Linked DNA regions of Homo sapiens: region 2 is linked to region 1. A link is a loop called in an ENCODE intact Hi-C map of the cell type or tissue named here. Cell type or tissue: endothelial cell of umbilical vein. All regions are shown on one strand.

Region 1 (8,000 bases):
AAATATTTGACTTTAAAAAAACATTTTCACACATAAACCGTTAGAAATTCAGGATTGTCTATGCCAATTCTGAAAAAAATAAAACCATGAATTCTCTTCCATAATAATGTACATCTTGAATTTTTATTTTATTTTATTAATTTATTTATTTTTTTTGTTTTTATTTTTTTGAGACGGCGTCTCGCTCTGTTGCCCAGGCTGGAGTGCAGTGGCACAATCTCAGCTCACTGCAACCTCTGCCTCCTGGGTTCAAGCGATTCTCCTGCCTCAGCCTCCCAAGTAGCTGGGATTACAGGTACCCGCCACCACGCCCGACTAATTTTTGTATTTTTAGTAGAGACAGAGTTTCGCCATGTTGGCCAGGCTGGTCTCGAACTCCTGACCTCAGGTGCTCCACCCGCCTCCACCTCCCAAAGTGCTGGAATTACAGGCATGAGCCACAGCGCCCGTCCTACGTCTTGAATTTTTAAATCTGTTTATTTAACTTATCTGAGCCAGTTATAAGGATCACAGTGATAGCAGCAGCAGAGGGGCATGGGCAGTAATGGAGGGAGCGGCTGTGGGAGTGACAGTGGCAGCGGTGTGACCCCTGTGGCACGCATCCCTGAGGCAGCGGACTTCGACTTTGTTGCCCAACCCTCGTGCAGTTGGGTGGGACTTGATCCCAGGCCCAGAGCCTCTGCTGCTCTGGACCCTGGCCCCACGTCGCTGCTTTTGCTGGCCACCACTGCGGGGAGGCTGCGGGGAGGAGATGATAGTCTCTGGAGCCTGCCCTGGGAGCCCCCCAGATCCCACCGCTCTGGCAGCCGCCGTGATGGGGCCAGGCCGAGTTGCCTGCTGGCAGAAGAGCAGTGCGGTCGGACGTGAAGGGGTGGGCAGAGAGGGAACCCAAGGCGGAGCTGGGCCTGGGGCGGTGTCACCTTCATGAAGCCAGCGGGAGCCGGGAGCAGGCAGCAGCCTGGACCTTTCGGGTGCGGCTGCAGCCACCCAAGACACCGCTGTGGACATGGACCCCTGCCTCCCTGTGCTTAGGGGCTGGGAGCAGGCAGGAGCCCCGCCCTCCTGGACCCAGCTGCAGACGCCGAGCTGCGACTGCAGAACCAGGCATCTCTGAACTCTCAGGGGCCCAGGAAGGCCACCCTTGCCCCGGTAGGCTCAGAGGGGTCTGCTCCCAGTGTCTAGCCTCTCCCCGCTCCCAGCGCCCCCTCGGATCTCAGAGCAAGGATGGGGCCAAGCCCGGGCGCTGTTGCAGCCTGGCTGGGTGTGCGCAGGCTCAGGGCACCGCTGAGACACCCGGCCCCTGTCATCTCTGCCCTCTCTGGACTTTGGGAACTAATGAACATGGGAGGGAGACCAGGGGGTGCTGAGGACAGCCTGGCGCTGGCCTGCAGGTGCCCCTTGGCAAGAACAGCCTGGGCACCATGAACAGCAGCAGGAAGCAGATAGGCTCCTGGGCAGAATGGGGTGGGTCCCCAGGAAACTCCTACCTTCAAGCCAAGGGGGGCCTGAAGCCTGGGGGCTGGGCTGCCAGTCCCACGGACCAGAGTGGGAACGTGTGGTGCTTTTCCCTGGGCCCATCCACGGCCACCCATGGACCAATCAGCACACACTTCCTACCCTCTGAGGCCCATTAAAAACCCCCAGAGTCAGTCAGACTCGGAAGAGAGGATGGAGAGAGGACAGGGAGACAAGGTGATGACCAGCTGCAGAGAGGAGCCGAGGAGATGGTGGGAGGACTAGCTGCAGAGAGGAGCTACCCTCTCTGCTGACAGCTGAAAACTCGTCGGGACACCCTGGCTATGGAAAGAAGCTGCCCACTGCAGGTCTCCTCTGAGCTATTCTGTTTCTCAATAAAGCTCCTCTTCGCCTTGCTCACCCTCTACTTGTCTGTGTGGAAGAACAAGAACTCGGGACCCACCAAATGGCAAGGCTAAAAGAGCTGTGACACAAACAGGGCTGAAACATGCCCCTTGTCCACCATGTTGTGGGTGAAGAGGAGAGAACACCTGCGGCCCTTCAGGGAGCCCAGACCTGGGAGCTCCCCAAGCCAGGGCTGTGACTCCCTCTTTGGGGGCCTGCAGTTGCAGGCATCTCCAAGCTTCTGGGTGTCAAGCTTCTGGGCGTCACTGCATTTTCCGGTGCCAGCTGGGGAAGTTGCTTGCAGTGTGCCTGGTCCAGCATAGCCTCACAGAGCGCTGGCACCCGTGCCAGCACTCGGAACTGCCTGCCCCCTGGCAGCAGCCGGCGTATTTGTGCGCAGTGGCCGGATCCCACGCTTGCTTACACATCCCTTGCCGCTCCACACCTGACTCAGTCTCCCTTAGAGGTGTGATCAAGGGCCAGTAGCATGAGCTGAGCACAGCCTGCCAGGCCGAGTGGGCGGAACAAGCCCAGAGGGCCTGAGAAAACTTGGGCAAAGGCACCACCAGCCAAAGAGATTTCCGGCCAGAAAAGCGACATCCCAATCCCAAAGATCCCAGAACAACAGTACTTCATACATATACCTCACATAGAGTTGGGATATAAGTACAACTTAGTACATGTGGATAAAGTGCTCTGCAGATATTAATTTCTCTTTCTAATACTTATGCTAATCACAAAAATAGTAAAAATATGAATAGCAAAGAGTGATGGGGATCTCAGAGGGGACTACAACATATTTAACTGGATAAAAAGTCTTGTTTGGTTTGGTTTGGGGTGGGGGTTAACTAGGGAGCCTCATCAACATTTATGGCATTGTCTTCCTAAGAAAATTGGTCTCAGGTTTGCCTACAATGAAAACATTGACAAAACATTGAACATGAATTCTCTATTCAGTGAAGAGAGAATTTACTATTCAGGGCTATTTGTTTTGAATTCAGAAATTGTTCTGCGCCTGGCGTGGTGGCTCATGCCTGTAATCCCAGCACTTTGGGAGGCCGAGATGGGTGGATCACTTGAGGGCAGGAGTTTGTGACCAGCCTGGCCAACATGGTAAAACCCTGTCTCTACTAAAAATTCAAAAATTAGCCAGGCATGGTGGCACACAGCTGTAATCCCAGCTACTCAGAAGGCTGGGCAGGAGAATTGCTGGAACCTGGAAGGCAGAGGGTGCAGTGAGCCGAGATCACACCACTGCACTACAGCCTGGGTGACAAAGGGAGACTCCATCTCAAAAAAAAATAATAAAATAAAATAAAGAAATTGTTCTGATGCTCTGTGGCCTACTTACCTTTTCAACTAAATCTACCCATACTTGATACTTGTCAAAGCCACAGAAAGATAAAAACAATCCTACAAAATTTGAAAACTACTCTGAATATACTGTGATTGAGGGATGGCCCAAAGGAAAATAAAAATATTCTTATCTGGTATTAGGGAAAAAAAAATTATATTTTAACATTTTCTCTTAGAATCATTTACTTATTGATTGTTGAGACCTGTTTTTTAATAGTAAACAAACAAAAAGTCATATTTTATTTTTTAAATTTAATTTCTAGATTTCTTAATACTCATATTATTTCATAAGTGGATGGATGGCTACTTGGGTGGCTCTAAATGTGTAGTTTAGGATATGTCCAGAAGAATTAACAAGTTTAGAAAATAAAAATTTTTATAAGGACAGATCTACAGAGAAATCATAAGAAAAAAAATGTGGGCATACAGTCACAAGAATCAAAAATTATGGGCCAAGCATAGCAGCTCATACCTCTAATCCTTGCACTTTGGGAAGCTGAGGTGGGCGGGTTACTTGAGCCCAGAGTTCGAGACCAGACTGGGCAACATAGGGTGAACCCTGTCTCTATAAAAAATAAAAAACTTAGGTGGCACATGCCTGTAGTCCCAGCTATCTGGGGGCTGACGTGGGAGGATTGCTTGAGCTGGGGAGGTTGAGGCTGCAGCGAGCTGAGATTGTGCGACTCCCCAGTGGGTGACAGACTGGCCTTGTCTGGTTAACATTTCTCCTAAAGGTAATTCTACTTTGCAATTATATGGTGCTTCTTTCCCGTTCGAAAGCAGTTTCACTTCTATTATCTCACTTTATAAGCTTCGAAGGCTAAAGTAATGAATACAATTTTAGGCTATCTTCAGCCTAAAAACAATGAAAAGTTAGCAAAACAAACAAACAAACAAAAAAGATTATGAACTAATGGTCTACAAAGACTATTTTCAAGGACAATTCTTTTGATTGTGCAGATTGATAAAGGAAGCAGGTCTCCTGAGTAATCATTACCTTCCGTCTCTGGTGGGTGTGTTGAACCACACCATCAGGAAAGCCACTAATTATCAGGAAGAGCAAAGCTGAACTGTTCCCCTAAGCTTCTTCGAGGTGCCAGAGCAAATCCAGAGGAGAAAATCCTGCAGTGGAGGGAAAAAGGATTTGTGTCTCTGAGAAAGTGAGATTTAAGATGTATGCCCTCTGGTGCCCAAGAAGTGAAGGACAAGGGTGATGATCCAACATAAGCAATTTGTGAATATGAAATATGTTGAAAGACTTTGAAAATTTCCTGATTAGGTGTAGGGTGGGTATAGTGAAGAAGGATATTCTTGGCTTAAGATATAGACATAAAAATTCATACATTTGGAAGGTCTCTCTTATGGAAATTCAGGAACAAGACTATGGTAGCTTGTTAGTATTCACATGTTTTCTACTACTCACAAGTAGTAAATACTTGTGAGTATTCATTCATGTTTTTCTCCTAGATTTTATATCACCATTAATAAAACAGGTATTATTATTATTCTAATTTTAGAAAAAAATAGAAATGATCATATCATCAAGGCTGATTTATACTGAAAAATAAGTGAACAAGGGAAATTATACAAAATTATATCCCTAAACAAATATATTATAAAATTGCTTACTCTTTTATAATAACTCAATGACATTACCAAGTTACCAGACCCCAGAGACTATTTTTTAAAGTCTATGTGACTATTAGAAAATTAAAGGGCCTTCCATAGTGTCCCATCTTCTCATTGTGACCTTACGTTCTTTTTTTCCCCATAATCACCACATCAAACTTGGAATTTTGTATCTCAAAGAAGCAGGATTGTTTTCTCAAGGAAGCAGATTAAGAAAAAAACTGAGGAAGAAAAGGAAACAGATAGTAGAAAGCAGGAGATCGTTACCAACCACTCATTCAGCCACATGCCATGAGGGCCACTAGTCTCTGTTCACACAGGCTCAACAGCTCACAGGGTCCTCTGCTATCTCACTTTGGTTCTTTTCATTTTAATTTTTTACCCAAAGTTTATTATGGTAAAATATATGTAACAAAATTTACTATCTTAATCATTTTTAAGTGCACAGCTGAGTGGCATTCAGTATATTCATATGGTTGTGCAAACATCACCAGCATCCATCTCCAGATCTCTTTTCATCTTGCAAAATTGAAACTCTATGCCCGTTAAACAACAACTCATTGCTCCCTTCCTGCTACCCCTGGCAACCATCATTCTACTTTCTGTCTCTATGATTTTGACTACTTTAAGTACTTCATAAAAGTGGGATCATATAGTATTTGTTGTTTTGTGACTGGCTTATTTCACTTAGCCTAATGTCCTCAAGGTTCATCCATGTTGTAGCATGCCTCAGAATTTTCTTTCTTCTTCTTCTTCATTTTTTTTTTCTTGTGGCAGGGTCTCATTCTGTTGCCCAGGCTGGAGTGCAGTGGTATGATCTCGGTTCAGTGCAACGTCTGCCTCCCAGGTTCAAGCGGTTCTCCTGCCTCAGCCTCCTGAGGAGCTGGGATTACTGGTGCTTGTCACCACGCCTGGCTAATTTTTGTATTTTTGGTAGAGATGGGATTTCACTATGTTGGCCAGGCTGGTCTTGAACTCCTGACCTCAAGTGATCTGCCTGACTTGGCCTCCCATAGGGCTGGGATTACAGATGTGAGGCACCATGCCTGGCCTGAATTTTCTTCCTTTTTAAGGCTGAATAATATTCTTTTTCTTTTTTTTTTTTTCTTTTTTGAGACCGAGTCTCACTCTGTTGCCCAGGCTGGGGTGCAGTGGCATCATCTTGGGGCTCACTGCAACCTCTGCCTCCCGAGTTCAAGTGATTCTTGGGCCTCAGCCTCCTGAGTAGCTGGGACTACAGGCGTCAGCCACCAAGCCCAGCTAATTTTTTTATTTTTAGTAGAGACAGGGTTTCACCACGTTGGTCAGGCTGATCTTGAACTCCTGACCTCAGGTGATCCACCTGCCTCGGCTTCCCAAAGTGCTGGGATTACAGGCGTGGCCACTGTGCCCAGCCTTAAGGCTGAACAATATTCTATTGTAAGTATATATCACATTTTGCTTTTTCATTCATCTGTCAATGGCCTCTTGGGTTGCTTCAATGTTTTAGCTATTGTAAGTAATGCTGTATGAACACGAGCATACAAATATCTTTGATACTTTGCTTTTAATTCTTCTGAGTATGGCACTGCTGGATCATATGGTAAATCTATTTTTAATTTTTTGAGAAACCACCATACTGCTTTCCACAGTGGTTATACCATTCTATATCCCCCAAACAGGCACAAAGATTCTATTTTCTCCACATACCCTGCAAACACATTTTATTTTCTATTGCTTTGATAGTAGCCATCCTAAGGGTGTCCAGGTGGCTCTCACTATAGTTTTGACTTGCATTTCCATAATGATTAGTAAGGCTGAGCATCTTTGCATGTGCTGATTGGCCATTTGTATATCTTCTTGGAGAAGTATCAAATATCTATTCAAGTCCTTCACCCATTTTTGAATTGAGCTGTTTGTATTTTTGTTGTTGAGTTTTAGGAGTTCTCCATATATTCTGGATACTAATCCCTTATCAGATATATGACGTGTAAATATATTCTCAAATTCTGTAGGCTGTCTTTCTATTCTGTTGATAGTGTCTTTTGATATAAAATTTTTAAATTTTCATGAAGTCCAATTTGTCTGTTTTTTTCTTTTGTTGCCTGTGCCTTTGGTGTCATCACACAAAATCACTGCCTAATCCCATGTCGTGAAGTTTTTGCCTTATGTTTTCTTCTAAGAGTTTTATAGTTTTAGGGCTTACATTTAGGCCATGGATCTACTTTGAGCTAAATTATGCGTATGGTATTAGGTAAAGGTAAAAGTTCATTATTTTGCATGTAAATATCTAGTTTTCTCAGCACCATTTGTTGAAAAGACTGTCCTTTTCTTATTGAATAATCATGGTTCCCTTACCAAAAATCATTTGACCATATATTTGAAGATTTATTTCTGGATTCTCTATTGTATTCATTGGTCTTTATGTGTGGTCTTTATGCCACTACCACACTGTCTTAATTACTATTACCTATTATAAATTTTTAAATCAGTAAGTGTGAGTCCTCCAGCTTTGTTCTTCTCTTTTAGGATTATTTTGACTATTTAGAGTTCCTTGAAATTTCATATGAATATTAAGATTTGTTTTCCTATTTTTGCAAAAAAAAAACCTACTTGTTTGATAGGAACCACACTAAATCTGTAGATCACTTTGGGTAGTGTTGAAATCTTAACAATATTAAGTCTTCCAATCCGTGAACATGAAATAGCTCTCCATTTATTTATGTCTTCTTTAATTTCTCTCAGATATATTTTGTACTTTACAGTACATAGATTTTTTACATCCTTGGTAAAGTTAATTCCTAGGTACTTTATTATTTTTGATGCTATTATAAATGGAATTGTTTTCTTAAGTTTTTTCAGATTGTTTATTGTTTGTGTATATAAATGCGACTGATTTTTGTGTGTTGACTTTGTATCCTGCTATTTTGCTGAATTTATTAATTGTAACTTTTTTGTGTGTGGAATCTTCAGGGTTTTCTACATATGAGATCATGTCATCTGCAAACAGGGATATTTTACTTCTTTTTTTCCATTTTAGATGCCTTTCATTTCTTTTTCTTGTCTCATTGCTATGTCTAGCATTTCCAATGCTATACGGTGAAAGTGGAAATTTTTTTCTTGTTTCTGATCTTAGAGAAAAAGCTTTCAGTCTTTCACCATTAAGTATGATGTTT
Region 2 (8,000 bases), 99 kb before region 1:
TCCAAATGTGTTCTTGCTTAAATGTCTTTTGAGGGGTCTTGCTTGAACTGCTTTCAAACATCAGATTTTACTTATATTTCATCTGGGAAAATCAGTTCCTCTGAGAGCTATTACTGACACACAGTCATGTGCAGCATGACTTTTGGGTCAACAACAGATGGTACATTCAACAGTGGGCCCATAAGATCATGATGGAGCTAAATAACTCCTACTGCCTGGCAACATCGTAGCTGTGGAAATGTCGTGGCACAACACATTACCTTTCTCTATGTTTAGATACACAAATACTTACCATTGTATTTGTACCACTGTACCATTGAATACCTACAGTATTCAGTACAGTAACATACTGTACAGTTTTTGTAGCTTAGGAGCAATAGGCTATGCATATAGCCTATATGTGTAGTAGACTATACTTTCTATGATGTTCACAAAATGATGAAAACATCTAATGATGCCCTTCTCAGAACATACCCACATCAAGCAGTACTGACTGTACTTTTCAAAGGCAATAGCACTGATGAATAAGAATTTCTTTTCATGTAGTGTAATATAAATGTTTGATTCTACATCTTCCTCCAAAATCATTAAGGCTCTTTTGACCTAAGAAGTCTCTTACAAACAATATGAACATCTTTCAAAAGGAGACATCAGAACGATAGCTTAGGGTGAGCATGGTGGCTCACGCCTGTAATCCCAGTACTTTGGGAAGCCGAGGTGAGTGGATCACTTGAGGTCAGGAGTTCGAGACCAGCCTGGCCAACATGGTGAAACCCTGTCTCTACTAATAATACAAAAATTAGCCGGGTATGGTGGCATGCACCTGTAGTCCCAGCTACTCGGGAGGCTGAGGCAGGAGAATCACTTGAACCAGGGAGGTGGAGTTTACAGTGAGCTGAGATGGCGCCATTGTACTCCAGCCTGGGAGACAAGAGCAAAACTCTGTCTCAAAAAAAAAAAGATAGCTTAGGTGATGGTTACAGGGGGGTACATTATACTAGTCTACTAGTATTGAGGTATGTTTTAAATCTTCCATTAGAAAAAAGTGTTTTGCATATGCACCTAAGTGCTAATCTATGTGCAGACCAGCATGTGGCATGCTCCTTAAATGAAATAAACAATACTGAACTTTCAAAATGCCACTCTTAAAGATTTGCAGACATGTCCTAATTTGGTTGCAGAAATACCTATAATTCAGCTCTGAAAATTGCATTCAAAACACTGGTTTCAACCATTTTTTTATAAGGATTTCTTCTTTGGTCACTGATTTATCAGACTCTTAAAAACTCTCTATACACAAAATTATATGCTCTCCAGAATTTGCTTTAAAATAATTTAGGTAGCAGTTAACCATTACAAATTTAAAACATTTCTAAAAGAGGAAGGGGATCAATGAATAAGAATGGCAGAATGTGGACGATTGCTGAAGTGGAGGGATGGTAGGTACGTGGGAAATTATCATACTGTTCTCTTATGGATATTTGAATATTTCCATAATACAAAGTTTTAAAAAAATCATTGTGAATATATATTGCTCCAATTACGAATCAGTATTTCGTACCCAGTGCACAAATAATTAAGCTCTATTGGAATGGCTACTTACTACGTGCCCAGCACTATTTCTAGCACTTGATACTCATCAATTCCTTGAGACATGCCTGTTCAGTTGGTATTATTGGTCTCATTTGATATCTGAGGAAACAGATCGAAAGAAACAACCCACTTGGCCAAGGACTCAAGGCAAGTGAGATGGAGGAGGGGTAGCGGCCACACCACAGAGGTGTCTGCTACATATATTGTTTGGTCCCTTTATAAATATTATTGTACGTGAGCATGTCTGTTTCATTGTCACTTGCAGTATTTTAGTGCATCCTGTTTTTCTAGAAAAATGAATCAGCCTCTCTCTGTTTATCCAAGATAACAAAACAAAAAAATGGCCTGAGAACAATATTGGTCTGATGGAGGCCATCCTGACTGAAAGAGGAAACGTCCCTGAGTCAATATCCTCAGTGAGAGACATCCCTTCATAAAACAAACCAGGAATATTCCAACAAGGTTCAAATAAGCATAAACATCCACAGAGTTCAGTGGAAGCTACACTGCACTCAGCCACCGGCATTTTTTACTGCCTGTGGGCTTTTCCTGTCTCATCGCAGACTCAATTCTCAAATTCTGTTCCCTCAAATGTCTCAGGCTTTAAAGCTTCCATAAGATCTCATTTTTCCCCTTAATTGAGAATGTCCGCTTCCCACCCTTTCTTTCTGCCTATGAAAATTTGACCCTATCTTTAAAAATTCAGTTCAGGGAACACCCTTCTCTGTAATCCCATGTAATGAAATCCCCTGGCTAGAACTACGTATTTCTTCCTCTGTACTTTCCTAATAAAATGGCTGTCCTCTCTCTCTCTCTCTTTTTTTTTTTTTCCGAGGTGGAGTTTCACTCTTGTTGCCCAGGCTGGAGTGCAATGGCATGATCTCGGCTCACCGCAACCTCTGCCTCCCAGGTTCAAGCAATTCTCCTGCCTCAGCCTCCTGAGTAGCTGGGATTACAGGGACGTGCCACCACACCTGGCTAATTTTGTATTTTTAGTAGAGACAAGGTTTCTCCATGTTGGTCAGGCTGGTCTCCAACTCCCAACCTCAGGTGATCTGCCCGCCTCAGCCTCCCAAAGTGCTGGGATTACAGGCATGAGCCATTGCACCTGGCCTGCTGTCCTCTCTTTTAATAAATTTCTTTCATTCTGCCAGGTATTATGAGAAGTCATTTTCAGATTTCTTTCTAAAACTGAACCTAAGTTATTTAGGACAAAGGCCATGTACTTATTCATTACTACATCCCGCAGTCCCAGCACAAACTAGAAGCTTAAAGTGGAAGAAAAAGTAAGAAGGAGGGAGGGAGGGAGTAAATGTTGCTTTATGTGCATAGGCCAGAGAGTCTAATAAGGGGGTTAGTTTCTAAAGTCACCAAGAAAATGCGAAACTAATGTAGAAAAAAAATGTCCCTGAAAATCTCCTAACTGCATATTAAGTTTATGTGCCATTTTTAGACATGCTATCTCTTAATTAAAACCAGCACACCCAGTTTTACCTCCCGCTTTGGAACAGATAGCTGAGAAGATAGCTGGTTTCCATTTAGGAGCCACCTTGTGCCATGACAAGGTGGTCACAATTTGAGGGTCTCCTGGGGACCATGATGAGCAGAAGGAAAAACGAACTTTCATCTCATCTCACTCTCACTCCAGGGCAATTGGATTGGAGCAGTGTGCAATCCGTCTTCTCTTTCCTTCTGTCCCCATCTCTCTCCAGGCTTATGTAGTAGCATGTGGATAAGTCAATGCACACACAGTGTGTGTGCTTTGCTGTGCTTCTTCAAGTTCAAAACCACTAGAGGCTTATGGCTTTCCACGGATTAGCCACTTTTCATTATTTCTAACTGGCCTCATTCTAACAAAGGATTTGGAACCTTTTAAAATTCCATAAATCAGGCCAGGCGCAGTGGCTCATGCCTATAATCCCAGCACTTTGGGATGCCAAGGCAGGGGGATTACCTGAGGTCACAAGTTCGAGACCAGTCTGGCCAACATGGTGAAATCCTGTCTTCACTAAAAATATGAAAATTAGCTGGGCATGGTGGTACATGCCTGTAGTCCCAGCTACTTGGGAGGCTGAGGCAGGAGAATCACTTGAACCCGGGAGGTGGAGGTTAACAGTGAGCAGGGATTGCATCACTGCACCCCAGCCTGGGAAACAGAGCAAAACTCTGTCTCAAAATAAAGTAAAATAAAATAAAGTTCCATAAATCATACCAATATTCAGAGTCCAATATTATTCATGGACTCTGAAAAATCCCTCCTATGGATACAAAAATAAAATGCAGAATATTCCACCATTGGCTAAAAGAAAACAACGTTATTATAGTACATGCACATAGAAAAATCTGGAAGGATGTATACCAAAGCAAACAGTAGATATACAAATGATAGACTATGGGAGATTTTTCCCCCTTAATTAACAAAGAACTATAATTACTTTTGAAATAACTTTTAAGGGTTACTTTTTAAAGGCTACTGTCAATTTCTTAGGGATGGACTGAAACAAGAGATTCCAAAGATAAAGCCTGTGCTCTTTGCAGGCATGTCCTCTCAGAAGAGCGTCTGAGAATAAGACATTCGAAGGACTGAAGAACAGTACGAAGGACTCCTTGAGCCAACAAGCTGCCTGCCCAGGCTGGCTACAAGCCTGGGTCTACAATGTCTTGCAGCCAACAGATACATCCGGGCATGCTGGTGGGGTCAGCAGACACTGAGGCGCTGGTACCAAGCTTGAGGTAAGGAGAACAACATCTCTCGAGCATCCATCTGTGCTGGTCTTGGTGCCAGCGATACAACATGTATTTATCTCTAATCCTGACAACACCACCCAAGGCAGGCAAGAGGCTAGAGAGCTTACCCAATGTCACACAGCCAGCGTTTGAAGCTCAGTAAGCCAAGCTCCAGAAACTGTTTAACAATCTAATAGCTATGAAAAAGATGTGGTCCCCACATATCTAAAGCTTACAGACAAATGCAGAAAAAGAGAGAGAGAAAGATGTAATGTCAGATGTGAAAAAATATCATCGAAGAATAAGTACAGGGGTTTTGAGGAGTATATAGGAGAAAAACCTTAAAATAGGCAGAGTCGAGACTTGAACACAGCTCTATTTAGACATAAAGTCTCTGTGCCTTGCATTATACTAGGCTGCCTCTCCACGCTGTAGGAGCCTGGAAAGGTAAAGGAAGCTCCAACTGAGAGGGCAGTGACACGACAAGTACAATCCTGTCCCCTCTTCTCCTCCCCCCTCCCCACCACCTCCTGGGCTTCTGAAAGAATCAGTGCAAGAGCCAACATCTCCTTCAACCCATTGACGTCTGTGAGATACCCAGAGACGTTCAACCCAGAGATATCCAGGCTGCTTGCCAAACAAGGAAATCCAAGATAAACGTGCCATTCTGTCATGACCTTATCCTGCTGAGAGACAGACAGAAACAATGGCAGAGAGGAATAGCCTTGCATGTTTTCATGGCACCTTTCAGAAAGAGATGAAATTCACCATCAGTCACACCTCTTGGAGGTTGTACCATTTAGCTGATAAGAAACAGCCAGAGAGGCAGGGAGTATGGACACTCCTGAAGGCAATCCTATGAGGAGCCCCCTGAAACTTCTTGAAGAAGAAAAATAGCACTGTTCCCCTCCCCTTCCAACTCTTCACGCTGACAGGAGTTTCTACGAGGCAGTGTTTGTCAGTAGTATTATTAAAAAAGGAACCAGGCCAGATTAGTGACTCACACCTGTAATCACAACACTTTGAGACGCCAAGGTGAGAGGATTGCTTGAGGCCAGGAGTTCAAGACCAGCCTGGGCAACATAGTGAAATCCTATCTCTACCAAAAGAATTTAAAAATTAGCCAGGCATAGTGGCATGCTCCTGCAGTCCCAGCTACTCAGGAGGCTGAGGCGGGAGTATCACTTGAGCCTAGGAGTTCCAGGTTACAGTAAGCTATGATCACACCACTGTATTCCAGCCTGGGTGACAGAGTAAGATCCTGTCACCAAAAACAAACAAACAAACAGGTATATAGCACTGGTTGATGATTTCTTCAATCTCCACACTCTGTTTATTTTTATTAGAGCACAACAAAGGTAATTTTGTTCAAGCCTACTACTTTAGGTTTAGGCTTGAACTGACTGCCAAGGGACACAGTTTACCTTTCTTGCCCAAAAATGTGGTGGCCCCAGTAATATTGCCTTCTTGGGTTGCTGGTTAATCCTCGCACAGGCTGAAACTGGAGATCATATTATATCAATGGTCTCGTTCTCTCAGGATCTCACAGATCGATTTCTAAATTTTGTTTTCCAAATTGGTGGTCCATTAGAAGCACCCAGGATTCCATCATTACACCTTCCTTTAGTCACCCAATTTGGGACTTAGCTCCATTTAACATCTACACGCTTTGATGTATTTTGGTCCTGGGCTCCATCTTATAGCACTCTTATAGAAAAACGCTTTCTTAAATCCTAGAAACAGCTTTGTTGGGTAGGTGTTTTCGTATCATCTCAGTTTAGAGATGTTGCAAAACCCAAACATTCTGACTACAGAATCCATATTCTTAACCACTACACCAGATTGCCTCCTCCAAAGAGGGTTTCAGACAACTCAGTTTCTTTATTTTTTAGATAAAGAACCCATAAAGGGAAGCGTGGCACACAGAGCATAAACAGAGGTCATGGACACCCCAACCTCCATGATATGAGACCTGAGGATCTAACTGGATCTTTTTGGAACCTCTTTGGTCAGCCATTAAATTGAGGCAACCACAGAATTCATCTTCTAAGATGACAGTAGGTGTGACCACAGAGCTTAGCTGGATTGACAAGTCTTGATGAAGGAGAGAATTTGTGGGCAGTGCCTTCAAACTTAGTTCCAAGTGCCTTAAGGAAGATCCTCTGGGGAGCTGGATCTCATATGTTCTTCTGCACCCCTCCTCCACCGCTCCCCCCCACACACACACACTCATCTTCTTTGTAAAAGACTTCTTTAAAACAACATAGAGTATCTTATCTACTCCACATGACAGAGGATGTTTTTATAGCAGCCAACACAAATGCCTAGATCATTTTTATCTAGGTCCTATTTATCTATCTAGGTCCTCAAGTTCCAGCTCACATCCCATCTGTCTGGAAACTAACAGCATTTCCATTGCAAAAAGTTACAATTGCATCTGCCCCACATGGGGGAATAAACCACACCTCTAGGATGCAGAGCTAGGAGACCACACACATCAGCCTTTACACAAGAATCTCAAGCTTTTCAACTGTAGTGTCCTATGACTATTCTCTTTTCTCAGAATGACACAAGTGGAGAGAATGCAAACAAACTACCAGAAATCTGGAGCATCATAAAAGAATCCATGTCACCCTTGATAGGAACAATTCTGTATTGGAATTAATTTTGCTGAATGAACCACAGGTTCCTGAAAACAAATGTGCTGCCGTTCTTACTTTAGGGTCCTGAAAATGTCACAGAATAACATGCTTTTTCTACCTCAGCTTTTGCTTTGCTTAAACTGTTTTGAAGTATACTAAATATGGCATTTAAAAGGGCAAAAAATATGAACCCAACAGTTTTTAGGCCTCCCTTATAAAGAAACAGTCCTTGTTTTTAAACTTTTCAAGTTTCTTAAATTTGCTTCTTTGCTGTCTGCTTTTAAAAATTCCAGACAGTAATTCTAATCACAGAAGTCTTTGTGAAACTACATTTCTGTAATTTTTTTTTTAACTCAAGTAATGTTATTGGAAGGAAGCAGAAAACCACAGTGCCCAAACAGAAGTGACTAATGCTAGCAGCAAGTGCTGTAATAAATAAGGCCCCGAGAGCAAGAGACCGCTGCACCACAGTAGCTTGTTGTATATTCCCATGGTCAGGACTATTTGGAGACCAGCAACCAGATTTTCCAGAGCTCTTGATGTGTTAATCAAGGTAACCAGGTGCAACTCCTTTCACTAGCAATCTTTTGCTAAAGATGATAGAAAGAAAAAATACAGGAAGAGCAAAAATCTAAAGAGAGGAAGAAGTCCAAATAAAACATTCACTCAGAAGACAGAAATCATACTAATATGGTCTATGCCCAGTTATATTACAGATCAGTTTTTAAATAACTACATATGTTTTAATGTCTGATGTAATGCATTACAGGTGTTCTCAAAGTTGTACATGGACGATGGACCAGTGACCTAACATTAAACTTTGAATTTCTCTACTACTGTTTCAACATGTTGTTGGCACAATTTCCGAATTAGTTACGTGGTTTTTCTTTGCCACCATAAGGATGTCTGCTCTGGGACCCAAAGAGTCAAAATGCCTTAATCAATCATTGAACTTTCCTTATCTTTATTTCAACTCTCACTCACTCACCTTTATCTAAAAAATATTTTGGTAGAGATTATGAATCCATATCCCACACC

Evidence for each region. Peaks named below come from ENCODE experiments on the same cell type or tissue, not always from the same donor. Only the 100,000 strongest peaks of a DNase experiment are listed, where the experiment ranks them.
Region 2: it touches region 1 in a loop (6-fold over the local background); 2 of 110 quality-filtered maps call a loop at or near these places.

The regions. Positions count from the first base shown.
Region 1 is chr3:149,713,229-149,721,228 of GRCh38, forward strand. It overlaps a transcript of WWTR1 not described here. Among named protein-coding and RNA genes, the nearest start is that of COMMD2, 35 kb to the right of the region's middle. RefSeq lists enhancers at 178-679, 680-1,179. In endothelial cell of umbilical vein, a CTCF peak has its summit at 4,418 (motif pointing left); DNase peaks (open chromatin) are centred at 4,403 and 5,083.
Region 2 is chr3:149,614,035-149,622,034 of GRCh38, forward strand. All of the region lies in intron 2 of WWTR1 (WW domain containing transcription regulator 1), which reads right to left. Among named protein-coding and RNA genes, the nearest start is that of WWTR1-IT1, 34 kb to the right of the region's middle. In endothelial cell of umbilical vein, no CTCF peak of the experiment used is centred here; DNase peaks (open chromatin) are centred at 1,887, 4,317, 4,977, 7,387 and 3 weaker places; H3K27ac peaks cover 7,916 bases.